Regions from separate parts of the Homo sapiens genome. Here region 2 is linked to region 1. A link is a contact called in ENCODE Hi-C or POLR2A ChIA-PET data. All regions are on one chromosome and are shown on one strand. The core of a region is the stretch at or near the end of the contact, and the rest is flanking DNA. Distances in the headings are between cores, read along the strand shown. Region 1 holds the start of LRRC23 (leucine rich repeat containing 23). Region 2 overlaps SLC2A3 (solute carrier family 2 member 3).

Region 1 (5,657 bases), core at 3,158-5,657:
AAAAACTACTGCACTCCAGCTGTGACCGGTTGAGGGTAATTGTCCAGGTTCTTGGTGTTTTGCACAAAGAATTCGACAAAACACACAAACAAAGCAAGGCAATGAAAGCAGAGATTTTTTTTGTTTGTTTTTTTAATTACCGTGCCCGCGAGACGGAGTCTTGCTGTGTCGCCCAGGCTGGAGTGCAGTGGCACGATCTCGGCTCCTGGGTTCAAGCAATTCTCCTGCCTCAGCCTCCTGAGTAGCTGGGATTACAGGCTTGCACCACCACGCCCCGCTAATTTTTGTATTCTTAGTAGAGATGGGGTTTCACCATGTTGGCCAGGCTGATCTCCAACTCTTGACCTCTTGATCCACCAAAAGCAGAGATTTATTTTAAAGGAAAGTACAGTCCACAGAGTGGGAGCAAGCTCCAGCAAGTGGCTCAAGAGCATTGGTGACAGAATTTTCTGGGGTTTAAATACAATCTAGAGGTTTCCCATTGGTTCACCCTATGCAAATGAAGTAGTGGCCGACTGCCAGTCTAATTGTGGGAGGGGACCAATCAAAATGAAGAGAGTAGGCCTGCTATCAGTCTGACTGGTTGTGAGAGGGGACCAATCAGACGTACTTTCATTTTTCAAATGCCATACAGAGAAAGGAGGGTTTGAAAAGGGAGTACTCTCTGATATTCAGTCAGCATGATTCGGCCTTAGATTCCCTGCCTCCGGACCCTATTCTCCTGCCTCTCAGCCTGGACAATGTAGTGAGACTCTGTCTCTAGAAAAACACAAGAAAGTTCCGGGCGCGGTGGCTCACGCCTGTAATCCCAGCACTTTGGGAGGCCGAGGAGGGCAGATCACGAGGTCAGGAGATCGAGACGATCCTGGCTAACACAGTGAAACCCCGTCTCTACTAAAAATACAAAAAATTAGCCAGGTGTGGTGGTGGGCGCCTGTAGTCCCAGCTACTCTGGAGGCTGAGGCAGGAGAATGGCGTGAACCCGGGAGGTAGAGCTTGCAGTGAGCCGAGATCACGCCACTGCACTCCAGCCTGGGAGAGAGAGCCAGACTCCATCTCAAAAAAAAAAAAAACAACACCAAAAAAAAAAAAAAAAAAAGGAAAAACGCAAGAAAGAAAGGAAAGTGGTAGTATATCCACATAATGGAAGACTAGACAACTATGAGAAAAAGAGGTAGATTTATGCTTAGTGACATGAAAGAAGCCCAAGACATATTAGAATTGAATAATTAGAAGAAAAAAACCCTAAACTAATCTAAAAATCTTTTTTTCTTTTTTTTTGAGACCGAGTCTCACTCTGTTGCCCAGGCTGGAGTGCAGTGGTGCGATGTCAGCACACTGCAATCTCCGCCTCCCAGGTTCAAGCGATTCTCCTGCCTCCGCCTCCGGAGTAGCTGGGATAACAAACGCCCGCCACCACGCCCGGCGAATTTTTGTATTTTCAGTAGAGACAGGGTTTCGCCATGTTGGCCAGGCTGGTGTTAAACTCCTGACCTCAGGTGATCCGCCCACCTTGGCCTCCCAGAGTGCTGAGATGATAGGTGTGAGCCAAAGCGCCTGGCTTTTTTTTTTTTTTAGACAGAGTCTCGATCTGTTGCCCAGGCTGGAGTGCAGTAGCGTGATCTCGGCTCACTGCAACCTCTGCCTCCCGGGTTCAAGTGATTCTCGTGTCTCAGCCTCCCAAGTAGCTGAAACTACAGGCACAAGCCACAACGCCTGGCTAATTTTTTTTCTTTTTTTGAGACGGAGTTTCACTCTTGTTGCCCAGGCTGGAGTGCAGTGGCGCGATCTCAGCTCACTGCAACCTAGGCCTCCTGTATTAAAGCGATTCTGCTGTCTCAGCCTCCCGAGTAGCTGGGATTACAGGTGCGAGCCACCACCCCAGCTAATTTTTTGTATGTAGAGACGGGGTTTCACCATATTGGCCAGACTGGTCTCAAACTCCTGACCTCAGGTGATCCACCCGCCTAGGCCTCCCAAAATGCTGGGATTACAGGCGTGAGCCACCACGCCCAGCCTAAATATTACTTTTATAATTGAAAGAGACTCTATCTAGACCAGCCGATGGGGGAAAAATATCAAGGATGTTGTGGAGTATCTAGCTCTCATTACACAGTGTAACTTCAGTCCTTGCCAACTAAACACGAAATAAAACCTTCAATAGCTCCCCACAGCTTTCAGGATAAAGTCCAGATCCTTCAGTGTGATCCAAGTCTGTTTACTGCTTCTACCATATTCCAACCCCCGACTGCACCTACTGTTCCAGCCAGCAGAACCACCTGCTTTCTTTGCACAGGCATTGAGCTCTTTCTTCTCCAAGCATTACCACAGGTGATTCCTGCCTCTGAAATCTCTGCCCCGAATATATGATATCATGTATATGCATATACTATACAATGATCCCTAGCACTTAGTAAAAGCTCTATAAATGTTGGGTATGATTATTATAACATGTCTCATTATATTGAATTACTTGTGTACTTAATCTTGTCACTGAACTGTACACCTCTTGAAGATAAAAGATAAGGACTTCTGTGCTTTACTGTCCCGGAGCACAGGGACAGATTAAGTGCTTAACAAAAGCATGGCAGGGCGCAGTGGCTCATGCCTATAATCCCAGCACTTTGGAAGGCCGAGGCGGGCGGATTGCTTGAGCCCAGGAGTTTGAGACTAGCCTGGGCAACATAGCAAAACCTTGTCTCTACAAAAAATACAAAAAAATTAACTTGGCATGGTGGCGCACACCTGTAGTCCCAGGTACCCAGGAGGCTGAGACGGAAGGACTGCTTGAGCCCAGGAGGTGGACGTTGCAGTGAGCTATGATTGCTCCACCGCACTCCATCCTGGGCGACAGAGGGAAACTCTATTTCAAAACAAAAATAAAAACAAAATAACAAAAGTGTATGTTCAAGGACACCTTCCTAACCCTTACATCACAACTTTTCTTCCCATCTAATGTGTCTTCCTCTTTCTTCTTGGCCAAGGAAACTCATATCCATTTCTTTTGACTACATCAAACCACATGGATTTTTCCCTTCTCCACACTCCAACAATACAATAACTTTCATTTGTATAGCACATCTCACTCTTCAGAGTGTTCATATTTATTATTTCTTTTTCCTCACAGCAACCCCAGTACCAAGGACACAGGCCAGGGGTGGGGAGGAGCAGGAAAATGTTTACTAAGGGTCAACTAAGTGCAAGGCGATTTACCCACATTATCTCTTTTAATCCCTTAACAATCCTTACAGGTGGACGTTTTAATAATCCCCATTTCACGACTGTGGAAATTAGACCTCAGTAAGATTTCATAACCTGCTGAAGGACACACAGGTATTAAGTAGTAGAGATGGGTTTTGAAGCTGGTGTCTCTGACTTTAAAGTCCCTACTGGTTCCATGACACCAAGTAAACAGATTTGCCTATTAACCACATTCCTCCAAGCTGCCCTGGGCAGGAGGTAATATAATACTTCCTGATTTCTTGCCCACCACATCTTCCACCAGACCACTTTGCCGTTATATAAAGTCTGTGGGCACAATTTAACAATGAATCACATGCCATCTTACCTGGTTACCTCATTGTTTCATTTACATTAGATTCCACAACAAGATTGGTAACATCCCCCTTTCCCCAGGCAGGAATTGTGTCATCTTAACCTCCCTGAGCCTCAGTATCCTCTTCTTTCAAATGTCTATCTTACAGGACTGTTGCAGAGATTAAATATCAGTTGTAAAGATGTTTGACATAATGTCTCGCACAAACTCTCCAGAAATATTTATTGCATCTCAACATCTTTTTCATCTCCTTCAACATGTCAGACAGGCCTGAGTGCCTGGGTTTGGCTATGCCAGTTCCTGTTGATTACTGATATAACAACGTTGGATCAGGAGTATTTTAGTGGGCAGATGTTGAATTTTCTGCCTTCCACCCACTAAAAGGTTTGCATCAAACCAGTCCAGGATAACTCATACTGGATCCCTGTCAGTTGATATAGTTAAGCTAATTCTACAGATAACAAAGAGTCTTGGGTACGTTTAGCTAGCAAATGCAGATCTGCCAAGACTCCAACCCAGTTCTTAAGGTATCTGGGTCTGGACTCCTTCCGCTCCACCAAGCCACCTTCCAAAGGTCTACCTGAAAATAACTAATGAGCAGAAACTATAGGGGGAAGGGGAAAAGACCCCTTATCTTGGTGTTTCTTGCTTTTCCTCGCAGCCCCGCCCTTTTTGCTTCGAAGGACGAGTTTTTCCTGAATTCACAATACTTTTGCATTGAAGATGTCCGGTCCCTTTAAGGTCTTGGGTGACGTAATGACTAGCCCCGCCCCCTCTCTTCTCGCTTCTCAGCCCTGCCCACTTCTTTTTGTCCTCAGCCAATTAGCGGCCCAACGCCCCTTCCGCGCCTCATCCGGGTTCCCGGGACGGGAAAGTGGCGTGGTAACCAGGCAACTACTGATCAATCCCCTCCCCGGCTGATTTGCGCATCAGGTAGTCGCCGCTCTACTCTCAACGGTGGCGAGCTGCAGTTGCCAAGTGCCCCGTCCCCGTTGCCATAACAGCAGTACACAACCCCTCCTTCCCCTCGCCCGCTTGCTAAACAGTCCTTCCCTCTCGGGACCAAGGGCCTCTCCAGAACTGCTTCTGATTGAGCAGAAACAGGGTCTGAGCCCCTTTGCTAAGGCGAATTGAGTGGGAGGGTTGGAGACTGCGCTTTAGGCTGGTGTACCAGAGGGCCCAAGGAAATTGGCCCAGTGGGGAGGGAAAAGTAGAAGAAATGAATGGAGCAGGGATTACGGATGGCGCAATGGGAGCTGAGAGGAGAGGAGGAGGAATTGGTAGGGAAGATTGGAGAGCATGGCTTAAGGGGGAGGTGGGAAGAATGGGGGAGAGGGAAGCCCAGGAAATAGGGACACCCGGCTGCTGGAGGAGAGCTGGAGTCACTGTGAAGGACAGGAAAGGCCTGGGGGTGTGGGTGACATCCTGAAGGGAGGGGGTCCTCAGTGGAAAGTGTGAAGTGGGAGTTGAGAATCAAAATGAGATGTTCACAGGGATAAGGAAAGAAGCCTAGAGTTGGTGGGTCAGAAGTCATGGGGGTGATGGGAGTGGCACGTGTCAATGACGATGAAGGAGCTGAAGGCTGGCAGAAGCTGATGAGACCTTCTTTTTCAGGAGGAGGACTGAGCTTATCTGACTCCAGAGCTTTCAGGAGGGAAGAAAGATGTCAGATGAAGATGATCTAGAAGACTCTGAGCCAGACCAGGATGATTCTGAGAAAGAAGAGGACGAGAAGGAGACAGAGGAGGGGGAGGACTACAGAAAAGAGGGGGAAGAGTTCCCTGAGGAAGTGAGAGCCTGGACAAGGAGGGGTCCTAGGGCTGAAGGAGGGGGTTGGGCAGGGGAGAGACACCTTACTCCACTTCTACCTGCAGTGGCTGCCCACCCCCCTCACGGAGGACATGATGAAGGAAGGGCTTTCTCTGCTCTGTAAGACAGGCAATGGGCTGGCTCATGCTTATGTCAAGCTGGAGGTTAAAGAGAGGTGCGTTTTGGGGGGACCAGATGAGGACTGTGAGACTGTAGGGCCCCTATCTCCTTTCCCACTGTCATTCCTGGGTGTTCTGGTTGAGAGTTTGACTCTTCTCATGCCTAGTGGAAA
Region 2 (5,140 bases), core at 2,641-5,140, 1.0 Mb after region 1:
TATGGATACCCCTCCTGTGATTTATGATTTTATATACATACATATTGTGTGCCATTCACAGGTCCTGGCTCAAAATCCCCATAGCCCTTGGTAGAGTCTTTTGTCATAATGTTGGGATGCTTCAGGCCTCAGGAGCAGGCCTCAGATAACAGAATTCTTCTCTGACTTTCTCCTGCCCTCCCACTTGGCAGGACGCTAATCTGACTGTGGGTCATAAAACCCTCATTTCAGAGAGGGTCCTGCCCCACACCCTAGAGGAAGAAACGCTACAGAGAGGCCAACAAATCATCTAAGCAGACAGGCCCAGCTGGGTTCAGATCATTCCCTTTTTGTCCAATCACAGGTCAGAACAGTTGTCCATGCTTCAATCATGGAGAACCAATTAAGTCTGCATAAAAGGCCCAAAAGGCAGGGTATGGGGAGCTTCCAGATATCTGAACCCGTGGAAGCTGACAGGAAGGTCAGCAACAACTCATCTATGTGCTAGGAGTGCACCCCAACCCCACAGAGACAGAAGCTCCCATGCTCAGGATCCCTCCAGACCTCGCCCCGTGAATCTCTTCATCTGGTTGTGTATTTCTGTGCTTTAAAATATCCTTTAAATCAAACTAGGAAACAATTTTCCTGAGTTTTGTGAGCCACTGTAGCAAATTAATCAAACCCAAAGAGGATGTCGTGGGAATCCTGATCTACAGCTGGTGAGTCAGAAGCACAGGTAAAACAACCTGGAGCTTGTGACTGGCATCAGGAGTGGGGGGCAGTCTTGGGAACTGGGCCACCAACCTGTGAGATCTGATGCTATCTCCAGGTAGACAGTGTCATAATTAAAAAATCGCAGGACACCTAGATGGTGTCCACTACGGAACTGATTGCACACCTCACGGGGAAAAATTCTCACATATTCTGGGGATCACAGATAACTTCTGTTGATTATTGTTGTTTTAGTGTAAAAACAGTGGAGTAACAGAGCTTGAGAGTTTTTCCAAGCACCTTTCCTCCAATTCCAAGTTCAAAGCATACTATATAGTCCCTTCTATACTCCCTCCTTTCCCATCCATCCCATATTTGCTTGAAGAGTGAAGACTACATCCAACATTAAATTTATCTCTTTTTCCCAAAGGAAAATTAAGCAACAAAAAGGTAACTAAATGATGGTAGGGTCATGCAATCCATCTTTGAACATCTGTAGCAAGGATTCTTTTCTCCCCTCAAAATTACCAAACCATCCAACTTACAGAAACTACAGTGAAGATAGTATTAACCACACCCGCGCCGATGGTGGCATAGATGGGCTCTTGAACACCTGCATCCTTGAAGATTCCTGTTGAGTAATAGAACACCTAGGAGAAAAGAAAACATGCAGCTTTGATGCAATTCTGCACACCAGTTACACAGAACCCTCAAAAATAAACTTAAAAGTCCCAGTGGGTAAGAAGTCCTTTTTCTAGGTTTTCGTTCAATACTAATATCCCTTCTGCAAATGAATTATCTTCTGTATCTTATCTCCTAGTCTGGATCTGTCACCCAGGCAGGAGTGCAGTGGCACAATCTCAGCTCACTGCTACCTCCACCTCCCAGATTCAAGCGATTCTCCTGCCTCAGCCTCCTGAGTAGCTGGACTACAGGTGCCTGCAACCACACGCAGCTAATTTTTGTAGTTTAAGTAGAGATGGGTTTTCACCTTGTTGGCCAGGCTGGTCTCGTACTCCTGACCTCAAGTGACCTGCTCGCCTTGGCCTCCCAAAGTGCTAGGATTACAGGCATGAGCCACCGCACCTGGCCCTCCTTTCTCTCTCTAAATGTTCTTAATTCTAGCTACTCATTTACATTGTTTCTTCTAAAAATGCTTATTCCCACTGTTCCATTTCCTCTTGCTTATGTCCACTTCACTAACTTACATAAAGGTGTAATTCCTACTAACTGGTTTCTTTTTTATAAGTTGAGACAGCAACTCACTGTTGCCCAGGCTGGTCCTAAACTCTTGGTCTCAAGTGATCCTCCTGCCTCTCAGCCTCCCAAGTTGCTGGGATTATAGGCATGTGCCATCAGGCCCAGCTAAATGCTTTTTTAATTGGCTCTTCCCCAAACTCTCAAAACATTGATAGGGACATCGATGTCTCAATTTGATAGTGAACTAATTGAATAACCTTATCCTGCTCATTGAATAAGCAGAGGTTGGGCTGTATTTCCTAGGCCTAGGCCCTTTTGAAGTGTTTTATGAAATAATACCAGCTACTAATGCAATTTAATATATATTAAATAAATTATTATGTTGTTTGCTAGGCACTGTGCTAAAATCTAAAGTTGCTATAACTACCATAGTTAAGAGATATTAAAATACTGGACTCAGACCTCAAGTTAACAAGGGAACATTATCTAGGTTACCGAGGTTCACTTCAGTTTATTTCACCCAGAGTATTTGCCTCCATAGCAATATTTATTAGTCTTTTTTATGAATATGGACCTCTACATTGGGATTTACCTTCTCACGAAACAACTCTTTAAATCCCTAGTACGTAAGATGTAAACTATGTATATTCATATTTTCTAAAATAAGATAATTGTGTTTTGAAACTGAGATTTGTAGAGTCATTATTGAAAAACCTGCTGCTCTAGGGCTAATTAACACTGTTAAGAAATCTCAACATATTATATGATGGCGTCAAGCTTGTGGGGAAATATATTAGGCTAGTGCAAAAGTAATTACTTGAGCAGTTTAAACAAGCAATAAATAGGTATGCCAATTCTTTTCCTTAACATAATGTCTACACGTCAAAAACCTAATGTACATGTACTCATCTCAATAAAATTTCTCATAGTAAAATGACTTTGCTATCTAGTGTCACCAAGCAAGGTAACCCCTACATCATCTCACCTAAATAGTTTACTCTGCTAGGTAAACATGATACAATGCAACCTCTTACCCATCTGCCCATAAGGGAAATTAGAAATCATCATTTGTGCAAAGTAGGTTGGAAAAGTGATTTCCAAGCCTGCTGTGCATCAGATTTATTTTTTTACAGACAACTTTCAGGTCTCTTACACAGAGATTCTCAAATTCAGCTGACTCAGGAATCCCAACCCCCATAATTCTGATGCAGCCAGCTTTGGGTGAGATTATACCTAGCGCAAAATCTACTCATTGACTAAATTGGGAGCCAGCTTAGTCCAACAATAATTAATGTACATGCCGGGCGAGGTGGGTCACACCTGTAAGGCCGGCACTTTAGGAGAGAGAGCTGAGGTGGGTGGATCACCTGAGGTCAGGAGTTTGAGACCAGCCTGGCCAACATGGTGATATCCCTCTATTCTCTACTAAAAATACGAAAAAATAAGCAAGGTATGGTGGTGGGCACCTGTAATCTGGGCTGTAATCCCACCTGTAATCTCGGGAGTCTGAGGCAGGAGAATCATTTGAACCCAGGAGATGGAGGTTGTGGTGAGCTGAGATTGCGCCACAGCACTCCAGCCTGGGTGACAGAACAAGACTTCACCTCAAAAAAAGGATGGGCCAGGCGCAGTGGCTCACGCCTATAATCCCAGCATTTAGGAAGGCCGTGGCAGGCGGATCATGAGGTCAAGAGATCGAGACCATCCTGGCCAACATGGTGAAACCTGTTCTCTACTAAAAATACAAAAATTAGCCAGGCATGGTGGCACACGCCTGTAGTCCCAGCTACTCGGGAGGCTGAGGCAGGAGAATCGCTTGAACCCAGGAGGTGGAGGTTGCAGTGAGCCGAGATCGTGCCACTGTACTCCAGCCTGGGCGATCGAGTGAGACTCTGTTTCAAAAAAAAAAAGAATGTACACACCATACTCTGAAATGGCAGGAGTCTGTCCCTCAGACTGCTCACGGATCACTTGTCATTTCTCACAGGTGATCTTTTACTGATCCTGTTTTGCAGGGCCTGGACTGTGGTGAGGCAGCTAGGGAGTTGCCTCAGGTGCATTCTTTCATTCTTTCTTTTTTCTTTTTTTAAACAGGCACAGAACTAACGCAAGGTACATTCTTTAAAGAGGTGCTCATTCTCAGGGCTACACTTGCACGTAGCTGCCTCACCTGCCTAGTCCCAGCTCTGCTGCTCTGGAAAGTCTCGGGAGCACATTTTTCTCCAGTAATACGTGTGGCCTACATTATCATTTCCAAATGAAGAAATTTGAGACTGGGATTCATCAAAATCACCTAGGAGGCTTTTTCTAACTACTGTGTATTTCCTCCCAAGTTTTTTTTTTAAAGACAGGGTCATACTATATTTCCCAGGCTTGACTCCTGGGCCTAAGTGATATTCCCACCTCAGCCTCCCGAGTAGTAGCTGGGACTACAGGCATGAGCAGCCACCACACTTGGCTCCTCATAGATTCTGACATAACAGCCTCTAACCCCTCATAAGAAGCACTGCCACTTCAAATACAAATATCCTGGTGTGCTAGGTAGGAGAAAAGTTCCAAGAACCAACTTACTATTTTGAGCATCAAAATGCTCAAAATAGTAAGTTTTGCAAAATGCTTTGTTACAAAATAATTTAATCCCATTGATCAAAGACTATCTGAAAACCCTTAGGGGATGAATCAGTATTTAAAAAGGTGGGACAAGGGTGCTCTTAATATCCATATTGACTAGAAGGCACAGGAATACTCTCTTCCTACAATCCACAGTCAAATGCAGGAAGCTGATATTTGCATGGAATACAAGGGCTACCTGCCAAATGCTAGCTTCCGTTGTGCCGCCCTCTTTAAACTATCATCTATCATGCCCTCTTTAAACTACCATGCTCGCTATACTAGTTGTAAAAACAGACTGGTAAAGTCAGTTCACTCTGAAGTTGCCAGTGTCCTTCCAGGGTCTTTTTTTTTTTTCCTTTTTTTAAATTTCAGAGACACAGTCTCACTCTGTCTCCCAGGCTGGAATGCAGTGGCATAATTATAGCTCACTGCAACCTGAAACTCCTGAGCTCAAGTGATCCTCTTACCTCAGCCTCCTGAGTAGCTGGGACTACAGAGGCACACCGCCACCATGCCCGGCATTTTAAGTGAAATACTTTAAGACACGTTTGACCCTAAAGTATCACACTCACAGCATTGATCCCAGAGAGCTGCTGAGAGAGCTGGAGCACAATGGAAATGATGATGGGCTGTCGGT

What was found. Hi-C counts contacts between places; a loop is a spot of excess contacts on that map. ChIA-PET counts read pairs that join two places held with the same protein, here RNA polymerase II (POLR2A). Pooled maps may share reads with other maps.
Region 2: POLR2A ChIA-PET joins it to region 1 with 12 read pairs in activated CD4-positive, alpha-beta T cell. The contact joins the enhancer-like site here to the promoter of LRRC23 in region 1. A Hi-C loop is called at or near these places in 5 of 50 pooled maps. POLR2A ChIA-PET finds 5 or more read pairs at or near these places in 4 of 52 experiments (T-cell, activated B cell and activated CD4-positive, alpha-beta T cell).

What each region holds. Positions count from the first base shown.
Region 1 is chr12:6,900,415-6,906,071 of GRCh38, forward strand. LRRC23 (leucine rich repeat containing 23) reads left to right here and starts at 4,408. Exons shown (of 8, transcript NM_001135217.2): 1 at 4,408-4,661; 2 at 5,171-5,345; 3 at 5,431-5,540. The coding sequence starts at 5,220.
Region 2 is chr12:7,924,609-7,929,748 of GRCh38, forward strand. SLC2A3 (solute carrier family 2 member 3) reads right to left here. Exons shown (of 10, transcript NM_006931.3): 6 at 5,076-5,140; 7 at 1,236-1,340. Among named protein-coding and RNA genes, the nearest start is that of SLC2A3, 9.0 kb to the right of the region's middle. Within about 2 kb of position 3,891, at least 2 of the 41 ENCODE cell types and tissues checked have a DNase peak (open chromatin) inside an H3K27ac peak, as active enhancers do.